2 separate regions of the Mus musculus genome follow, and region 1 is linked to region 2. The links are chromatin loops, found by intact Hi-C in ENCODE. Cell type or tissue: left cerebral cortex. All regions are shown on one strand. Links, peaks and the distances in the headings refer to the core of each region. The heading gives the core; the rest is flanking DNA. Region 1 overlaps Virma (vir like m6A methyltransferase associated). Region 2 overlaps Tmem67 (transmembrane protein 67).

What was found. Hi-C counts contacts between places; a loop is a spot of excess contacts. Peaks named below come from ENCODE experiments on the same cell type or tissue, not always from the same donor. Only the 100,000 strongest peaks of a DNase experiment are listed, where the experiment ranks them.
Region 1: a loop joins it to region 2, with 3 times the contacts of the local background. A loop is called at or near these places in 2 of 42 quality-filtered maps.

The regions. Positions count from the first base shown.
Region 1 is chr4:11,526,559-11,531,940 of GRCm38, reverse strand. It overlaps Virma (vir like m6A methyltransferase associated), which reads right to left. Exons shown (of 24, transcript NM_001347055.1): 13 at 4,802-5,346; 14 at 4,058-4,293; 15 at 3,151-3,403; 16 at 896-1,113. Among named protein-coding and RNA genes, the nearest start is that of Gm35693, 30 kb to the left of the region's middle. In left cerebral cortex, for the core only: a CTCF peak has its summit at 2,071 (motif pointing left); no DNase peak of the experiment used is centred there.
Region 2 is chr4:12,057,043-12,062,424 of GRCm38, reverse strand. Tmem67 (transmembrane protein 67) reads left to right here. Exons shown (of 28, transcript NM_177861.5): 14 at 565-670; 15 at 3,848-3,904; 16 at 5,011-5,109. It overlaps Gm52723 (a long non-coding RNA gene), which reads right to left. Exons shown (of 4, transcript XR_003955369.1): 4 at 664-1,113. Among named protein-coding and RNA genes, the nearest start is that of Gm52723, 12 kb to the right of the region's middle. In left cerebral cortex, for the core only: no CTCF peak of the experiment used is centred there; a DNase peak (open chromatin) is centred at 3,263.

The DNA of each region.
Region 1 (5,382 bases), core at 119-5,118, 530 kb after region 2:
ACGGTGGCATGTCTCTCATGTCTCTCAGGACACGGTGGCATGTCTCTCATGTCTCTCAGGACACGGTGGCATGTCTCTCATGTCTCTCAGGACACGGTGGCATGTCTCTCATGTCTCTCAGGACATGGTGGCATGTCTCTCATGTCTCTCAGGACATGGTGGCATGTCTCTCATGTCTCTCATCCTAACTACTCTGGAGACTGAGCCTGCAGGGCTGAAGCCCACGAGTCTGAGGCCAACCTGAGCAACACAGGAAGGCGCCATGTCAATAAGACAAACAAAACAACCCTGATGACTCCAAGTTCTGATGAACCTAAGTAGTCACTGGGACTCTAATGCAAATGGAGCAAATAGGAGATACACTTTGGAAAACACCTTGGCAGCTTTAGATTCCTTAAACAGTCACCTACCACATGACCAGGTAATCCCACTCTGAGATACCTAGCCAAAAGAAATAAGTTTTCTTTTCTTTTCTTTTCTTTTCTTTTCTTTTTTTTTTTTTTTTTTGGTTTTTCAAGACAGGGTTTCTCTGTATAGCCCTGGCTGTCCTGGAACTCACTTTGTAGACCAGGCTGGCCTCGAACTCAGAAATATGCCTGCCTCTGCCTCCCAAGTGCTGGGATTAAAGGCGTGTGCCACCATGCCCGGCCCGAAATAAATTTTCAAGTGCACCCAGAAATCCTTATGCAGACTTATAACAGTGCCACTCATAAGTCTCAGAAAGTAGATCTCAGACAGAAAAGACTGTAAAATCCATTACTATCTGCCAATGAGACTCAGCCACAAACAAAATTTTCCCTGTGAAAGAGGTCATACTTCGAACCTTCAATATTAAGTAGGGATTAACTAAATGAGGGGTGGGTGGGGCATAGTATATTAAATCTCCAAAGCCTACCTTTTCAGGTGAAACAATCCATAATCGTGCTCTGCAAGAAACATCATTGTACGGACACATGTCAGCAGACAGTTGTAACTGCTTTCAGAGTTGGCTAGAGTTGCCAGCAGACAGTCGCAGATTGCAGTCATCAGCTCTTTACTTGGTAGGGAGTTAGAGAGCTGTTCAAGCTCAGAGGCAGGACCTTCAGAAGGGCTTGGCAAAATGAGTGCAATGTCCTGGGGGCAGGGAGAACATTTCCAAATGAGTATCACCATCCACTGATTCTGAACACACGCCAACTAATACTTAGCAACAAGCTCATTAAAATGTTGTTGGGGGCTCAGCAGTTACAAGCACTGGCACTCACATAGGGAAGAGGCCTGGGGAACATAATATTAATACTACATGAGATGTGAAGATGGAACAAAGACTCACGCAGGCAAAGGGTATGAATCCAGGCAGGAGTGTGGCAGGAGAGGAGCAGAGGAGGGCTGAGCAAAGCACAGTATATGCAAACATGCTGTCATCTGCTGGGACAGTCAGTTTCCTTCAGGGAGGTAGCCCCTGATGTGTGAGATGGCCCTACACTCATGTATATGCTGGGAGCACTAAATGGACTCAGTAGGTTGGGGGTGGGGGAGGAACACACAAGATTGCAAGATAATAATGGCAAGGAGACAAGAGTTAGGACTGGGGTGAACTGGTGGGTGGAATTGATCAAAACACATTGTATGTGTTTATGAAATTCGCTGACATATTTATACTTTACAGTAAAAGAAAAAGAATGACCTTTATAATGAACTGATCAGGACAGAGTTTCAATTTTAAAATGTTTTTGCTTTTGTTTTGTAAAATACTTTAAATCAGTCTACTATTAACTGATTCACACTCCTTTTTAGATTATAGAGGCTTCTAGAAATAAATTTTTTTGGCTAAAATCTTAAATTTATCAACATCAGAATTTAAAACTTCATTAAAAGGCATGGACAAAGCAAACAAACTTTAGGCACAATCTCCAGTTAAATGTCTCCCTCTAATTTTTAACTTTTAAAACTTAAGTTTTCAGGCTGCAGAGATGGTTCAGCAGTTAAGAGCACTGACTGCTCTTCCAGAGGTCCTGAGTTCAAATCCCAGCAACCGCGTGGTGGCTCACAACCATCTGCAATAAGATCTGGTGCCCTCTTCTGGTGTGTCTGAAGACAGCTACAGTGTACTCATATATAATAAATAAATCTTAAAAAGAAACCCTCAAGTTTTCTAGTGTTAAGCAAGTGGAGCTAACTACACATACAGCAGTGTTCAGAAGTCTCCTGGGCTTTCAGGGGCGTGTAGATACAGATTTGCATCAGAAGGGAGTGAAAAGGGCAGCAAGGGGTCAACAGTCCTGGGACTCAGTTACTTAATGAGCACCAATCACAGAGGCCTTAAGCTTTCAACCAGGGCCACAGTTATCATCTACCACTTCTGAAAACAAGCCACAAGCAAAAGTGCCCGAGTCTTCAATGTAACCAAACTGCACTTTCATTAGCCAACACAGGCTCTTAGTAAAAATATTCTCTCTGGGGGAAAAAAAAAATCACATCTGATGACTAGCTGGCATGAGCCTTCTGACTAGTTAAAAATGTGTTACTACATGGAAATGTTCTTTAAAGATTCCAAACAATGGAAGGAGAACCCCTGTCTCATGACCCTATAAACAAGTCAACAGCATGGAAAGCAGCTGCAAGCATCGCTGCAATATTCACTGCAGTGACTCCTGCTGCTCCAAGCCGTGCTCACAAAGTTGGCCTGGAGGCACACACTGCAGTCCTAGGACTCGGGAGAATTAATATCGGGAATTAAAGGTCAGCCATGGCTACCTAGCAAGTTTGAGGCTAGTCAGGGATACAAAAGACTAACCATACAAAGAAGTCATCCTTACAAGACACCAACAAATTAACTCAACCAAAGTCAAAGTTATAAAACTAAATGATGTACTTAGGAAAAAAAGTAACACAGTAAATATTAATCAGCCATAAAAAGTATTGAAACTTTTGCATAAAAGCTATTACCCAGGTTGGCAAAAATACTACAAAAGGAAAATCTTCTCAGAGACCCAAAAGCTAAGCCAAATAAAACTACCATGCACCAACTTAATTTGCTTTTCCTCTACTTACCAAACTTCCTAAATAACCCAAAAGTAATACACCATGAGCAAGCTGCATTGTTTACTCTCAAAATTACTAGACAGGAGTTACACCAACACAAACGATGACAATAAAAGCAATGAATACCTGGTCACAGAGAGACTGCAAAATGGATGTGACATACTCCACGCACTGCTGGCGAGTAACACTGTCCCCAGGAGAGCGCACCAAAGCTAAAAGATCCTGGAAGATCTCTGCATATCTTTCATCGCCTTTAATAGTTCCATTAATTAGATGCAAAATAGCTAATTTACAAGCTTTGTGTGAAGCCAGGGCATCGAGAAGAGCAAGCAACCTGGTGGTTTGGCTAGTATACTGTTTTTCTTTATCTTCTGAAGTGCTGAAATAAAATCAATATGTTCAGTAAACAAGGTTCTTGATTTTAAACACAATTTCATATTTTCTATATATTCACACAAATTTTGTATAAAACATACACCTCATTCCTTTGATATAATGATTTTTTTCCAGAAGCTTATAGTCACTGCAAAATTTTATAATTTCAGGATTTCAATAATATACTTCAAGTCAGAGTAGTTCTTTATACTTCACCTTTTAAAAACTGCAAAACTGGGGCAGGAAGGTGACTCAGGAAATAAAGGTACTCATATAGAACAACCCTAATGACCTGAGTTCAACCCCAGAATCCACATACAGAAGGAAAGAAAAAAGCAACTATATAAAGTCCTGACCATACATGTATGAGCATGTACATGCACACAAGCAAGCATTATGCTATAATGAAATTTAAGTAAAAACCCCAATCAAGACCTTCAACATGACTTACACATGAAATGAGAAGATAAAGCATTCTAAAAAAATAATTTTCATATATTATAGTATGTGTGTGCGTGTGTGTGTGTGTGTGTGTGTGTGTATTTATACATCCACATGTTATCTAGGCTTACTAAACCCTAGTTTCCAAACTATGTAAAAGAGGTTATCTGTGTCAAGAGTAACTTGAGGAAAACTTCTTAAGGTGGAATGAAAATACCTTTGCAAGTCTTCTACAATCAAATCCAACACAGTTCTCATGATCAGAAGAGCAGTTGGAGAGGCAAGGTCACACAATTGAACACAAATACGCCGTAACATATGTTGAATGGGCTGGCAGGTTGTGCCAGAGAAAGAACGAACTATTTCTTGGAGCAACTTTGCTTGAACATGAAGGTGCATGCTCCACAATTTTCGGGTGTTGAGTGCCACTGATATATCATGTGGCTCAATAACCTGTTAAAAAAGTATAATGTGTGTGTACATAGATTTTTTTTTTATTATAGTCGCAAAACTGTTCAGGAAGAACTGTCATAAAAAGAACACCTTTACTGCATGCTTAAAACATAATTCACTATTACACTATTACAATTAAACAATTGTTTGAATCCAACAGGTCTAAAAAAAAGTATTGTTCTCAGGTTGGCAGTCAGTTGAGCAGAGTCCATTGATGAAGCGATCTAATTTGCAAATTCTAAAAACATGATAAGGGGAGAAAAAAGATTTGCAGTAACAGGAAAACATAAGTACAAGTATACATAACAACATGATAAAACTCGCTTCACAAAAGGCATTTCAAACATTACCCCACACTTCCAACTCGCTTCAGTTTCATCTCACCCTCAGCTCAGTTACTCTGTCTTTGGGGAGGAGGACGAAGGCTTGCTTGGGTTTGACCAGCATCCCTGGCATTACTAAGGAGCTACTGCAGTCATGACAAGATGCATGTGATATGAAGTGGTACCTGCGTGGTCTGCATGGGCAAGGGAAGAGGCAGCAGCTCTGAAAGGAGTATGAGTCCTGAGAAGAAGCCTTCCGGAACCTTCAAGATGGAAGAGAGAACTTCCTTTAACATTAAAGACCAAGTATTATTGGCCAGAGTCTCTTCCGAGATCGTGAGCTTCTCATTGACTCCTTGTGTAAAAGTCAGTAAGATATCTATGATATCATTCTGAATTTTCTGCTCATCACTATCCAAACGACCTGAGAGAGGGATAGAGCACAGGAGCATGTGTAAAGTAACAAGTGCTGAAGGAACACGCATGTCCTTAAACTCAAAGGATCCGCCTCGCAGGAGCTCTGTCAGCATAGTTTTAAGCAGAGTGAGCGTGCAGCGAGCCATTGAAATGGTAGTGACTCTGTGCAGGGTAGTCCCCATGTTCACATGGAGCCTCCAAGGCTGCGTCAAAATACTGTTCAGTTTTTGCAGAACCCGAATAAAGGTGTCCATTCCTTCAGCAGAAAAAAGCTGAATAACAGCAAGGTTCCATTTCAGGTCTTTCTGCTGACCTTTATATAGGGTAAGGAAGGAATAAGAAAAAACGA
Region 2 (5,382 bases), core at 176-5,175:
GCTTTCCCGTACTTCATGTTAACACCCATGTGCACTGTGCTTCACCATGGGCTCAGTCTGCCAGAGTAGAATTCCTAATAAAGATGAAATCAAACCTAATCAGGGTAGGCTTGTCCTTGGTGAGGCCATGCTGGCATTTTTCTTTTTGGGCTCACTAACTCTATGGTACTAATACTCTGTAGTTGCCAAGTTATACTGAAACAAAACTAAATGTAACATGTGTTTTGGTAAAAATTCATCTTTCTTATCTGAAAATCCACACTTTATCTGCTTTTGTTTAGGTGTCATGTAGTATAGCTCTTTCTGATGTTCCTGAAGTGTGTTTCATAGTGCTTCTGTTATTTCATATGTACATCTCAGAGCCTAGATCTTGTCTCCTGGGGTATACTTTAGTATTAAAGTTTTTAACCAATGAGAATGAACTATGGTTTAACTCTTAGCTTATACAGAGCCTCCTCTAGTCCTTACTAAAACATGAAGACAGTCTATACAAATTAAAAAGAAATGATATATGCCTAAAATGTTAAATATATTTACAAGTTTGAGTATATTTTCTTTTAACAGCATACGCCTTGTACCCAACACAAAAAATGGAAACATATACACTCCCCTACTTACCATTGCCTACAGTGACATTGACATCAAAAATGCTCATAGCCAGTCTGCGAAGGTGAGTTCTTCATTATTCAGTGCCCTTGTATTTATAAATACTACTTAAATGTTGTTGTAGCTTATCCTGGTCAAAAGGTAATATTTTTTAAAGTTTTAAACAAATCCCTTTGCTTATATATTCAAATCTTAATTATTGGTGTCTAATAAAAGAGAGAAGCTGAGCTCTTAAGGATGTTGAATATTAAAAAACAATAGTGAATGACATTTTTTTTTATTAGTAGTATATGTGTAGTGGGGGAGGGGCGGCAAGTGATGGCAGGCTCCCATGCAGACCAGAGCCATTAGGTTCCCCTGTAACTGAGCTGCAGTGAGGTGGAATTGACGATGGCTCACTCAGCCTGGGAACTGGGAATTGAACTCAGGTCGTCCTCTGCAGGAGCAGTATGCACTCTTGACCACTGAGCCATTCTTTCCGTGTCTCGGTGGAAGGATTATCAGCAGCTGATAGAGATGATTCAACAGACAGACAGATGAAAATCATCAGCTTTGTAACTAGCAGGATAAAGTTGAACCAGAAAATGAAGTTTGGACCTGCAGCCCTGATTCACTAAAGAGTGAAGGCCCTCAGTGTCCAAGAGGGCCCACCTATGAAGGACAGAGAGCTCGTACACCCAAAAGGCAGGCTGTACCAAAGAATAACCCTGGAAAACCCTGGTCACACATGGCCAGTGCCTCCCTCGGTCCGTCCCTCGGAGAGAGCATTCCTGCTCGGAGGACAGATGAGCGAGAGAGGGACAGAGTGAAACAGGAAATTCTGGGTGCTTTATTTTCTTCTGGAGATTTGTAGATCACCTGTCCTCTGGGACATGGGAAGAAGGAAACAAGCTTTCCTTATCACCAGCACTCACTAATAACTTTTCATGTCTGTCATTCTGCTTTTTATTATTATCTATATTAATAGTCTTCTGTGTTGCTTAGCAGGTGTGGTGCTCTTGCCCTGCTTGTGACCAGGCTCTCATAAAAGAGCCATGGTTCTTGACCTTCCTAACGCTGCGACCCTTTAATACACTTCCTCATGTTGTGTGAGTGTATGTGAGTGTATGAGCCCCCTCTCTGCCATAGGTAGGGCTCAAAGACACACATAAATCATTCTTGTTGCTACTTCATAACTAATTTTGCTATTGTTATGAATTGGAAATAAATAAACTGATATGAGACCCCTGCGGTGGTAATGGCCCACAGGCTGAGAACCACTGCAAAAAGAGGGACATAATACAACGTACATGAGACCTTTTCCTCATTTGTAGTACTAAAAACAATTAGGTCAGATCAGTTTCTGTTCACTGGATTTACATACACTAGTACTGGAGAAGACAATACAGAAACATGCCAAGTTACAGGATCCTGCATTAAAATTTCCTAGTGAGTACATTTATTTTAACACAAGCACTCTTTCTTTAAATATTATTATTGCCCATAGTTTACAAACTAAGTCTTGAGAAACTGTAATATAAGAAATAAAAGAGGAGCGCCAGCTGGTTCCTCAGTGGGTTAGGGTGCTCCGCAGACACCGGACAGCACAGCTCCAAAACCAGAAGAGCCTAATGGTGGAAGGAGAGAACTGACCACCCAGAGTGGTCCTCTCTGACCTTCACATATGTGACATGGCATGCATGTGCCCCTACACACACACACACACACACACACACACACACACACGCACATGCACGTGCACGCAATCAATCAATAAATATTAAAGATAGAAGAAAAAGAAATTTAGAGTAATGAACTACCTTGATTTGATGAGGCTCACCTCAAATTTATTGTAAATGGAAAATATACAGTTGTTTGATAATTTTAAATTATAATACATTTTAATTAAAGTATAATTATGTCCTCTTACATTCCTTATGACAGCCCTGACAAAGGCTGTGTTTGAGTTTTGAGCACCCAGCTGTCCTTCACATATGTGACATGTCCTCGGTAGCCTCAGCAGCTGGGTCCACTTCCTGACTCACCAAGCAGGTCAGCAATCAACAATAGTTCCCTTGGGTTTCCTCTTTACCACCTAAGAAAGGACTCTGCACCTTGTCTCCTGGTCTTGTTTGTCCCCTCCTCAGCTAACCTTGTGCCTGTGTGATGTCCCTTTCAGACAGCATCTCTGATAGATCCTTTCCTTCGCTTATAAAACTCTTGGGGTACTTCACCTTAAAAACACACTAAAGCAGCTAACAGCCAGCCAGCTCTTTCCTCGGTGTTGCGAGCTCCTCAGCCTGCACTGGTTGTTTTCCTTCCACTTCCCAACCACTTCACTCATTGCGTCCACTCCAGAGCTTGACTTTGGTCTTCCCTGAAAATCTCCCAGGAAGGTCAGCCATCTTTACCTTGGTACTCTACTTCTGACAATGCACTCCTGACTCTGCCATCCTTCCCCGAACTCACTCTTCTGTAACCCTGAGAAAGCCAAAGGAACTGCCTCTCCCACCTCTCATACGCCAGTTTTGTCTCCTGTATCTTTTTTCAGTTTCCCTTCCCTCCATTCTTCCCAGTCCCCCACACACCTCCCCTCTTCTCCAGATGCACTCCTCCTCAGTTACCTTTTAAAAAGGCAGGCACAAATTTTCCTATCAAGGCTGAGTGAGGCAACACAGAGGAGGAAAAAGTCCCAAGCACAAGCAAAAGCATCAGGAATATCTCCCCCACACACTCCCGCTGTTAGTCCCACACGAACACTCAGCTACACAACCATAACATACGCAGAGGACCCAGCTTAAGCCCGCACAGGGCCTGTGACGGTCCCTTTGGTCTCTGTGAGCACCAGTGCTTTCTCTTGTATTGTAATGCCATGCAGTCCACAGGATTCCTGTTCAGACATTTGAGTATTCTGCCTTCTTAGGGGACGGTTGATAAACTTGTGATACAAGGTCAATCATATGTCTTAGCAACAAAAGCTTGTCTGGAAGTGAAACCTGATTAACTTGGCTTGGACTACTGCCAGAGACCTGGGTTCCCAAGAAACCCTCTTTCCTCTCATGCATGTTCAAGAGAGAAATTTAGTGAAGTGTAAAAGTTCTCAAAAAAAGCATCTCTCTCTGTGTGAATAAAGGCCAACATCCGTAATAGGGACCGTTAAAAATATAGCGCTCTTGGCAAGATCTGGCCACAAATTTATTATGAACATAGGTGTATGGTACTGAATTTTAGTCTGACTGATCTGTTCTCTTTACAATCCCAGATTTCCTTCTCAGTGAAGTATGAGATGAATCAAGGAGACGCATCTGTGCACACAGATGTGAGTACCTTTTAACTTGTTAAATATTTACATTCATTTTTCAGATTTAAAATGTGAACATTAGTAAAGTTGTGAAAGTAGATTTTCATGTGCTTTTGTCCTGGCTTCCCTATGATGCAGTGATAGTAACCAGGCAATTGACAGTGACGTAGACCTACCTGCATAATGTTTGCTATTACAGATTACAAGTTTGTCTCTATCGCTTTTCTGATTTTACAGTGCTTTCAGTTGTCACATCTGCCATATGTCCTCCAGTTCGTGACAGTGCTCCAGTGTTTCTTTGTCTTTCATGGCCATGATACTTTGTTAGCATTTTTTGACCATCAATTTGGGTTTTCTGGAAGTTTCCCATGATTAAATTGAGTTTGTGTAGTTTTGTTAAAGATGCCAAAGGAATGTATCAGGCCTTGCTCAGTGTCTGGAGTCAAATGTGTGTGTGTGTGTGTGTGTGTGTGTGTGTGAATCTATAGATTCTATAGATCTGTAGACCTTTTTCTTTTTTAAGAGAAGTCTCTCACTGAACCTTGAGCTCGCAGATTTGGCATGTCTAGCTGACCAGCAAGCTTCAAGGATCCTCGATCTCTACCTCTGCAGCATTAAGACTGCAGTCACAGGACACTGCTTTTTATGTGGGTGTTACATGGGTTCTGGGGACCCAACTGTGCGGCAAGCACTTCCTGAGCCATCTCTACAGCTGCTGCCCTCTAACCCTGGTGCCCACTGGGATGCCTGTCTGCAGAAAGCATCCCGGCGGTGGCGTTTGCCTGCTGTGTTTCTTTCCTTTCTTCTGAACTCATAAATTGGAACTTTATTATAAAGCAAAACTTTACCCTTGCCCTCACAAATTATTTATTCAATTTTTTGTTTAAGTCAGTATGATCTCATGGATATTTAATTTGGGTGATTTTATATTCTATTGCTATTCATTTTTCTTGCTCAGTTTCCCCCAAACTTAGCCAATGGAATCTCTCTCAGCTCCCATGTCATTTCAAGCGCTCCCCCTTCAGTGTTTGAGAAAATGTCACTTTCGGTTTACAGGGGTTTTCAGTACCAATGAGAGGAAGTGTATTCTAAATGTTGTTTTTTCTGTCTTCTTTTTTGTTTAGATTGCGTTGGGTGTGTTGGGTGGGCTGGCTGTGCTATCATCTCTTTTGAAGACAGCGGGATGGAAGAGGCGCATCGGGAGCCCCATGATTGATTTACAGGTACACTTTGGTTTTAGGTGAAAACTTTTAATCTTTTGACTATTCTGGATCTTTCTCATACAGCTAGAAGATGAAGAAGAAAGTTGCCTTTGATTTGTCTGGAGTTTAAGTTAGGAAAACTATTTTCAGGTCATAGAACAATTGCAAGCTCGCTTCCTTCCTAGGATCCCGTAGAATCCCCATTCCCACACCATTTTTATTTTTGTCTTTGCCAGTGCTTGGAATGTTTCAGCCTTTCCATTTTGTCCAATATAATGGCATACATTGATTGTA